Linked DNA regions of Homo sapiens: region 2 is linked to region 1. Evidence: chromatin contacts called from ENCODE Hi-C or POLR2A ChIA-PET data. All regions are on one chromosome and are shown on one strand. Each heading gives the region's core, a stretch centred on a gene start or an enhancer-like site at or near the end of the contact. The rest is flanking DNA. Distances are from core to core; before and after follow the strand shown. Region 1 overlaps FAM107B (family with sequence similarity 107 member B). Region 2 holds the start of VIM (vimentin).

Region 1 (5,133 bases), core at 2,526-5,025:
TCTTTCATTCTCTTTCTCTCTCTGTGCTCACCCCCATCTCTCTCTCTTATTCTGTCTCACACACAAAGTACCCAAGAGCGTCTCGCTCCTGGGTGTCCGGGCTCCGTCTCCCCGGCAAGTCTGCGATGCTAAGAGGCCGTCCCCATAGAAATCCTGCCAGTTCCTCTTGGAAGAAAACGCAGACAGAATCAGGGAGGAAAAGGAGACATTTGTTGTAATTGTACAAATTTACGGTCAAGCCAGGACCCAAAACCCGGTGACCTGGAGATTCACCCATTTTCCTCCCCTCCCTTCATCAAAGGGTAATTGGAAATTTAAATATGCAAGAAAGAAAGGGTTTATTCCGCCTCTTTGCTCTCTGATCTCCTTTTCTTCAGCTCTCTTACAAGTGCTTTTCTGGCCAACCCTAAGGCTCTGAGATTACAATCTACTTGAATCACAGCAGGTACAAAATCAGGGACTGAAACAGTTATCGGTTTCAGCGTAGCAAAAAGGACAACAGGTTCGTGGATTTTAGATCAAAAGCTTTTTAACTGTCTTGGCAACAGATGACTAAGGGCTTATTTATGGGGAAATTTTTCTGACTAAGACAGTTTGGGTCATAGTCATACTGAAAAGTCACATCAGTTACGGATTTTGGTAAACAAATTACTTATTCCAAAGATACCTATCACACACCATGCTCTAAGCCACAGCCTGCCAGCCAAGTAAGGGTCTGGCCATCCCTGGGTCCCTGGAACCCACTGAGGGGTGGAATCCCTGCCAGAGAACTTAAAGAAACTCCTTCCCAGCTGAGGAAGCTGAATTCCATGAACTTTATACATGGTGTTTCCTATGATTCTTCCTTCTCTCTCGTCCTTGAGTTGTGTTTCTGTTCTTAACAATGGCTCCACCAGTCACCAAACCAAAACCTAGGATCCAGCCTAAACTCTCTCCCTCCCCACATTGGCATCAACTCCAAGGTTTGTGCAGTGTGCACAATTCCTGGCTATCTCCCTCCCCCTCTGCTGGCACCGCCACTGTTGCCTTTGGGCTCAGTCACAATATGGTGGCAGGGGTTTCCTAACTGGCCCCAGCCTCTGGTCTAACACATGCTTTTCCTCTCAACTTTCTGGGGTGCAAGTGAACTTTCCAGGTGCAAGATGCTCAGTTTCCTCCTCTGCTTGAAACACTTTAGTGGATGCCTGCTTCCTGCTACATGATCAAGTCGAAGCTCCCCAGCAAACATCCAAGGCTCCACTCAGCCAGAGTGCCGTATTTGCTAAGTGGCCCTGCTCTGTGATGAAGACTGGATGAAATAATGAATATATGGCCTTGTCATGCTCTTCCACGGGCTTCCCCTCTGCCTAGCAGACCTTCACCAATCCCCAAGAGCTCCTCTCCTCTCTGAGAATCAGTCTTCTCTGGAAACCCTTTCCTGACCTGCTCACACTAAATGGATCTTTTCTGCCCCTCCCATACCCGACATGGTATTGGCGTTATTGCACTGTATCGTAAATATGTGCCTCTGTGAGCCCAGAGTTGATGCTTGACATATATACATATCTTTATACCCTCTTGCCTAATGTAATATCTGGCATATGGGAAGTGTTATGGACTAAACTGTGTACCACATACCCCTATAATTCATATGTTGAAGCCCTAACCTCCAATGTGACTGTATTTGGAGACAGGACCTATAGGGAGGTAATTAAGGTTAAACAAGGTCATAAGGGTGGGACCCTAAGCTCATAGGTCTGGTGGCCTTATATAAGGAGGCAGAGACACCAGATCCCTCCTTCCTTCTCTCTTCCTCTCTCCCTCCCTCCTTCCCCTCTGTCCCTTTCCCCACTCTCTCTTTCTCTGCCCAAACACAGAGAAGAGGCCACATGAAGACACAATGAAAAGGCCGCCAACTGCAAGCCAGAAAGAGAGGCCTCACCAGAAACCAACCCTACTGCCATCTTGATCTTGGACTTCCAGCCTTCAGAACTGTGGGAAAATGAAATGTCTTGTTTAAGCCACTCAGTCTAGGGTATTCTGTTACAGCAGCCCCATCAGATGAATAGAAAAAGCATGCACTGGATTCGAGATTCTAACCAAAGATGCATTGGATTCAAGATTCTAAATCCCATCCCAGCAGTGAGCCTGACTTCTCCATACAAAGTAGCCTGGACAAACATCTGTGATGCAAGGCCACAGGCAGAGTGTGTGAATGTGATAAGTGACCACGGTCTTTTCCCTGCCCCGTGAGAGAAATAGAAACAAAGGCTCGTTCCATACTCTGGGGTATAAATGCCTACAGGCTCAAAGTCACGATGCTACCTTTTGCACCAGGTACCATAATTTCTTTTAAACCAAAAACAAATAAGAGCAAATATTTACTTTGAATTTATTAATTCAAATAAAAGACAGGAGGCCAGTATCAATATATTAAATCTGCTCTTTTAGGCTGAATATCTCACATCCCTAGGGAATCTTAGTGGGATTTTAATTCAGGTAAGATCAAGTATCCAATTTGGTTTGGGACCCCTGGAGCCACTGTGGGGGGATCCCAGGAAATAAAAACTCAAAGGTTATGAGCTATGGTGATATTTCCATTTGTATCCATACCATCCACCACAGTGTCTGCAACATATCACTCTGTGGGTGATAGATGCTTGTTGAATGAATAAGCCTCGTACTTCCCAGGGTTATAACAGGCAACACCAGACCCTCAGCCCGAGTCTGATATACTGTAGATTTCACATTCTGAATGTAGACAGGACTCTGGAAAAAGTCAAGGGAACTAGTGGCCTAAATAGCCTGCTGGGCTGTATTTAAGATTTTGTTCTGGGGCTGACACAGTTTATCAGGTGGCTTAGAGGGTCTTTACTGATTTGCTTTCAATACAAATACTGATTTCCCTTACATTACAAAGGGAACACTCCGCTGAATGGTTTCTGAGTCATTTAACCCATCACTGGTGATAGATTCTCTGATCTTGCATTACTGGAAAACATACATAATAATTTTCCATTTCAGAGCAGCAACCTACAGGGTCACCCATATACTCCACTATGACCTCATCCTTTAGCTTGGACATCTGGAGATCTTGCAAATTCATCCCTAAGGAAAATCGAACAAAGCAGAAATGACTATTTGGGGACGTAAAATGATACAAAGCAAATCAATCTGGAATAAGACGTGTTGCTTTTTTATTGTCTACTTTGGTCATTTTGTTCATGCGTAATCTTAAAATTGTTACTTTACACCCAAACCACCATGCTGAAGAGCTCCAAAGAGATGAGAAAAACTTAACAATGCCCTCAAGGAGGGAAATTTGTTTTGACATGTATACTCTTTTGTATCTTAAATTTTGCACTGTGTACGTGGACATTTGAATCGTAATCCATTCAAAAAGAAATAAAATCTTAATTTTAAAATCCTATTTTTAAGCCACGCTCTCTCATTCTGTGTCAATTATCTATGACTGTATAACACATCGCCTCAAAACTTTAGTGGCTTAAAATAAAAACACATGCTTTGCTCACAATACTGTGGGTTGGCAATTTGGACAAGGCTCAGCTGCGATATCTTATTTCTGCCCCATGTGGCATTAGCTTGGCTCTGTCATGTGTTTGCAGTCAACTGGGAGGTTGGCCAGGGACTGGCTTGCCCTGGGTGGTCTCAAAGTCCAGAAGTTGATGGCAGCTGTCAGCTCAGGCATCTCAGATCCACTTGTATGGCCTCTCAGCAGGCTAGATAGGACTTCCTCACACAACAGCCCCGTCCAGGAGGGCGAAAGAGGAAGTGGTAAGGCCCCTGGAGCTCTAGCGTTATGGGTCTAGAAGAATGATAGAAGTCTGTACATTCTACCATTAAAAATGTCACAAGGTCAGCCCAAATCCAAGATTTGGAGAAAGAGACCCCCCTTGATGGTAGAAGCAGTAGTCATATTGCAACAGGGCTTGAGTGCTGTACTAGGAGAGGAGGAATTCTTGTGACCATCCTTGCAAATAATCTTCCTCTGAATCAGACATGAGGAACTACAGAATGGAGGGCAAAGTAACAGGTGCTAACAATAGTCTCAAGGGAAATCTTTCTGATGATAAGACAAAAGCACTTTGGTATTCAACATAAAACCCACAAAGACAGATACAATACATTGGTATTGGCCTCATGGCCTCAATTGATAGGTCAAAGAAAATAGTTAATTTCTGCTTATTTGTTTTTGGTTTAAATAAGAAAAAGATGGGGGAAAGAAAAAACAACAAACGCTTTGGGACTATAATGCAACTAAGGTGCATTGGGTTCTAAATCAGTGTTTTAGATACCTATTGCTGCATAACATCTTACCATAGACTTAGTGGCTTATAACACCCACATATTGACTCGTCCTTTTTTTAGTCCAGAAATGGCATGACTGGGGTCTATGCTGAAGGCCTCCCAAAGCCAAAATCAAGATCTTGGCAGGGCTCATAGTTCATCTTGTCTGGAGCTCAAGGTCCTCTTCTAAGGTCATTCAGATTGCTGGCAGAATTCAGTTCTTTGTGGTTATAGGACTGAGGACCCAGTTTCTTTGCTGGCTGTCAGCTGAGAGCTACTCTCAGCTGCTAAAGGCTAAAGGCTGCCCAGAAACCTCATCATGTGGCCCTCCCCATCTTCCAGTCAGCAGTGTCTCAGCAAATCCTTCTATGCTTCCAATCTCTGACTTGGCCATCTAGGGCTCTAGACTCAGACTTAAAGTGCTCATGTGATTAGGTCAGGCACACCCAGATCATCTTCCTATCTTGACAGGTAACTGACTTGAGACCTTCCTTACATCTGCAAAATCCCATCACAGCAATAGCTAGATTAGGGTATGACTGAATAACTGGAGAAGTTGTGTGTATACCAGAGGCCAGGAATTGTGGAGGCTATCTTAGAATTCTATGACAGATGGAAGGACAGGCAAACAGACAGATGCTCTTTAATATAAACATAGAATGTGAGGGCAGGCAGAAGGTGGAAACCTTGGAGAGGTATCACATGCAGAGCTCAGCAGTAAACCAGGAACCAGGCCTAAGAAGGAATTCTTATTGAGTAATAACCGAATTCCCACATGGTCCGTTCAGTGGTTACCAAGTCTTCATTGACCCCTGATGACCTGAATACTGAAAACAATAGGGAAAG
Region 2 (4,680 bases), core at 2,181-4,680, 2.6 Mb after region 1:
CCCCGGGGGACAGAGCGAGACCCCGTCTCAAAAAAAAAAAAAAAAAGAAAAGAAAGAAAGCAAGAAAGCATGGAGGAACGGAAGCCAATTGCAGTATTGCAGGAAGGAGGTATGAAATGGCTTGGATCTGAGTGACAGCAACGTAACAGAGGAGTGGATCCAGGAAGAGCGGGGCATGATACCCATTGGATCTGAGATGGAAGAGTTAGTTAGGAAGTGGCAATGATGAAAGTTTCCAATCTTGTTGTTTTGCTGTATTGCCCTGAATAGACAGGGAAGCTGGCAGGGGAAGCGATGGTGGTTCATGGGCTTTAGGGCGTGAGACGAGCTAAACCCAGTCTTGAATGTGATTCCTCCTAAGAGGCAAAATGGAATCTAAATGAAAATTTTTAACTCACTAATGAAAGTAATGTTTTAGAATGCAGGTGAAAACAAATCTCCCTTCTTACATAGTATGATCACTGTTACGTCATTTGATTTTGTTTTTTACATCATTTTACATCGTAAACATGGTGTTATAGCTGTCTGCCAAATTCCTCTAAAAATATGCCCCTTCGCAGCAAGATCTGTGTTAATCATCCCATCTCTTCAGTTCCTGGAACACAGTAGGTCCCTAAATGATAAGTCCAGCACTTAATATTTGTGAATTGAACTGGTTGATAGTAAGCAAAATTTTGTTATCAAGGCAAACAGAAAAGAGAAGTGCATTTAGAGTCAGAAAGGCCTCGATTCAAATTCTTGTCCCCTTCTTCCCACCCCTGCTAGTCATACAACCACAAGAAAATTGCTAGCCTGCATCTTAGGCTCCTCATTAGTGAAATGGATGATCAAGTCTATCTTGCAGGAGGGTGTGAGTGCATCAAGTTAAATTAAATATATACACAGTGTCTGTCATTCAGTTGGCATCGACATTACCTATTATACTATTTATTATTATTACCTGTATTTCCATGGATTTTAGGTTTTGCTATGGTTTTCATGCTCTCAGTGTACCCTCCTTCTTCTTTCTAACATTCCATCCAAACAGTCCTGCTAGATGCTGTTCTCTTGGCATGGCTAGCCAGCTTTCCCAAAGCCTCCATAGGCCACTAAGCTTCTGTCCACACGGCTGGCTGGTCCGTCAGTTTAAGTCACCCAATTCAACTGACATCATGACAGCTTGCAAATTCCAAAATCACTGTTGGTAATTTAGATGTGGTAGTGTTTATGCCTGGCCTATGAATTATACCACCACGTCTTTATTTATATGCAACTTGCATCATGCTGTGTTGAAAGCAGCTTCCCAGTCCAGCACTTGAAAATACTTCTCAGATAGGTTTTCATAGCAATTAAAAAATAAACACAAAACCCGGGAAAGCTATGTCTGTGTACCCAAAAGATACCTAAGAACACAGTAGCATAGAGAGCAGGCTGAGTTGTCTCACTCAAGGATGTGAGTTCAGATTCATTGATCTCCCTGACTGAAAACTATCACCCATTGATTGAGGCACTGTATATCTTATCTCAGAATGAAATGAATTCTTAAGTCTCATGAATTCTACATGAATGAATGAAAGTGTTTCTGCAACTTTCACTTCTCTTGCAGCCCACCAAAAACAATGGCATTTTCTAATAGGAAAAACACATTGAACGCTGTATATGTGCGTATGTATATGTGTGTGTAGTACATACATATACTTTATTTTGAGACAGGTTCTCACTCTGTTGCACAGGGTGGAGTGCAGTGGTGTGCACAGCCTACTGCAGCCTCAATTTCCCAGGCTCAAGCAATCCCCCTGCCTTAGTCTCCCAAGTAGCTGGGACCACAGGTGTGCACCATCACGCCTGGCTTTTTTTGGTTTCATATATATATGTTGCCTAAGCTGGTCTCAAACTCCTGATCTCAAGCAATCCTCCTGCTTTGGCCTCCCAAAGTGCTGGGACTACAGAACACCTACACTTTTATACATTCTATATGCATCAAACAAACATATGTCTGTGACAAGAGAGCAGCCTATCACAGCCCAGAGACTTCAGAATGGGGACAGGTTGGAAGGAGGAGCTACCTATCCCTGAGATGATGAAGAGGACCAGTGCCCATTCCAGGAGACATCACCGCAGCCCTGAGGAATCGGCTATGGGCACCAGCAGGGCACAGTGCCACACCTCGCCAATGCCTTGTCCTCCTTTTCCATAGTGAGTCAGTCAGCAAGCGTCGCATTGCCCTGGGATCGGCACTGCACGTAGAAGTGAGTTCCACACTCTCTTCCTCCCATAGGGAGATCACTTTTCTCATTCTAAGGGTTCCAGGCACACTCACAATGGTGGCATTTGCTGAGCAGTGGCTTGAATAAAGGGCTCTCAGAAAGCAAGATGTAACTCAGAGCATAGGCTTGTCCTCCAGGGCACCCAGCCCCAGGAATGCTCTTGGGGAATGACCTGCAGCCTCCCAGTGAAAGAGAGAATAAAAGAAAGCCCCAGCAGGCGAGCTGGGCAGTAGAGAGTCCTGTAATTCCACCTTGGCAAGCACCATTTGCAAGAACGAACTGGGATAAGGTAAACAAAATATTGCCTAAAAGAGGCTTGTCCAAAGAAGTCAGAATACGCTCTTCATTTACCTCTAAATTATGTTTCTTAAATACCAAGTAACCTGCAGTACCCCCTGCCGCCACCAAAAAAAAAGAGAGAAATACTTTTTTTTCTCCTATCCACTGCAGAATCAATTTTACAGTGGTTCTGCAGTTAATCCTTTCAGTACACCATAAATCTAAATACTCAAAAAAACCTGTGCCTTTTCAATTGCTACTAAATCACGAGAAGACTGATTTACATAGTCTCCTTTTATCTCCCTTGGCGGGTAAGTACTCAGCTCTGCTCGTTACTAATATTGAAACAACAGCCCTTGAATTGAGTGATTTCCCTAGAAAGGTTAAGGTGACCGAATCTGAACACTCCCTCCATGTCTTGGACACGAAGTTTTTTGCTGCGTAGACAGTTTTATCCCCCTCACCCCAAGGTCAATTGCACGAATTCTTTTGGAAAACAGGACCTATGGCATTTCCCAGACAAATCACCGTGAACCCTGTACTGTGCATTGCTGTCCTAAAATTAACACATAAATCTATTGCCGCCAAAGATTCTGTCATTTGTGTTACATAATTGCCTTTCATTTGAACTCATTAATCAAATTGGGGTTTTTAAGCAACACCTAATTAATTCTTTAACTGGCTCATATTATACCTTTAATGACTTCCACCAGGGTAAAAACCACTGATCACTGAGTTCTATTTTGAAACTACGGACGTCGAGTTTCCTCTTTCACCCAGAATTTTCAGATCTTGTTTAAAAAGTTGGGTGTGGTTTCATGGGGGGAGGGGGAAGAGCGAGAGGAGACCAGAGGGACGGGGGCGGGGACTCTGCAAGAAAAACCTTCCCGGTGCAATCGTGATCTGGGAGGCCCACGTATGGCGCCTCTCCAAAGGCTGCAGAAGTTTCTTGCTAACAAAAAGTCCGCACATTCGAGCAAAGACAGGCTTTAGCGAGTTATTAAAAACTTAGGGGCGCTCTTGTCCCCCACAGGGCCCGACCGCACACAGCAAGGCGATGGCCCAGCTGTAAGTTGGTAGCACTGAGAACTAGCAGCGCGCGCGGAGCCCGCTGAGACTTGAATCAATCTGGTCTAACGGTTTCCCCTAAACCGCTAGGAGCCCTCAATCGGCGGGACAGCAGGGCGCGGTGAGTCACCGCCGGTGACTAAGCGACCCCACCCCTCTCCCTCGGGCTTTCCTCTGCCACCGCCGTCTCGCAACTCCCGCCGTCCGAAGCTGGACTGAGCCCGTTAGGTCCCTCGACAGAACCTCCCCTCCCCCCAACATCTCTCCGCCAAGGCAAGTCGATGGACAGAGGCGCGGGCCGGAGCAGCCCCCCTTTCCAAGCGGGCGGCGCGCGAGGCTGCGGCGAGGCCTGAGCCCTGCGTTCCTGCGCTGTGCGCGCCCCCACCCCGCGTTCCAATCTCAGGCGCTCTTTGTTTCTTTCTCCGCGACTTCAGATCTGAGGGATTCCTTACTCTTTCCTCTTCCCGCTCCTTTGCCCGCGGGTCTCCCCGCCTGACCGCAGCCCCGAGACCGCCGCGCACCTCCTCCCACGCCCCTTTGGCGTGGTGCCACCGGACCCCTCTGGTTCAGTCCCAGGCGGACCCCCCCCTCACCGCGCGACCCCGCCTTTTTCAGCACCCCAGGGTGAGCCCAGCTCAGACTATCATCCGGAAAGCCCCCAAAAGTCCCAGCCCAGCGCTGAAGTAACGGGACCATGCCCAGTCCCAGGCCCCGGAGCAGGAAGGCTCGAGGGCGCCCCCACCCCACCCGCCCACCCTCCCCGCTTCTCGCTAGGTCCCTATTGGCTGGCGCGCTCCGCGGCTGGGATGGCAGTGGGAGGGGACCCTCTTTCCTAACGGGGTTATAAAAACAGCGCCCTCGGCGGGGTCCAGTCCTCTGCCACTCTCGCTCCGAGGTCCCCGCGCCAGAGACGCAGCCGCGCTCCCACCACCCACACCCACCGCGCCCTCGTTCGCCTCTTCTCCGGGAGCCAGTCCGCGCCACCGCCGCCGCCCAGGCCATCGCCACCCTCCGCAGCCATGTCCACCAGGTCCGTGTCCTCGTCCTCCTACCGCAGGATGTTCGGCGGCCCGGGCACCGCGAGCCG

Evidence for each region. Hi-C counts contacts between places; a loop is a spot of excess contacts on that map. ChIA-PET counts read pairs that join two places held with the same protein, here RNA polymerase II (POLR2A). Pooled maps may share reads with other maps.
Region 2: a loop to region 1 is called in a map with no recorded cell type, with 11 times the contacts of the local background. The contact joins the promoter of VIM here to the enhancer-like site in region 1. A Hi-C loop is called at or near these places in 1 of 37 single-sample maps with no recorded cell type and 6 of 50 pooled maps. POLR2A ChIA-PET finds 5 or more read pairs at or near these places in 1 of 52 experiments (activated B cell).

Annotation. Positions count from the first base shown.
Region 1 is chr10:14,604,901-14,610,033 of GRCh38, forward strand. The region is part of intron 2 of FAM107B (family with sequence similarity 107 member B); the gene reads right to left. Among named protein-coding and RNA genes, the nearest start is that of FAM107B, 170 kb to the right of the region's middle. RefSeq lists an enhancer at 3,832-3,881. Within about 2 kb of position 3,776, at least 8 of the 41 ENCODE cell types and tissues checked have a DNase peak (open chromatin) inside an H3K27ac peak, as active enhancers do.
Region 2 is chr10:17,224,811-17,229,490 of GRCh38, forward strand. It overlaps VIM (vimentin), which reads left to right and starts at 3,431. Exons shown (of 10, transcript NM_003380.5): 1 at 3,431-3,714; 2 at 4,466-4,680. The coding sequence starts at 4,613. It overlaps VIM-AS1 (VIM antisense RNA 1), which reads right to left. Exons shown (of 3, transcript NR_108061.1): 1 at 4,535-4,680. RefSeq lists a silencer at 1,910-2,124.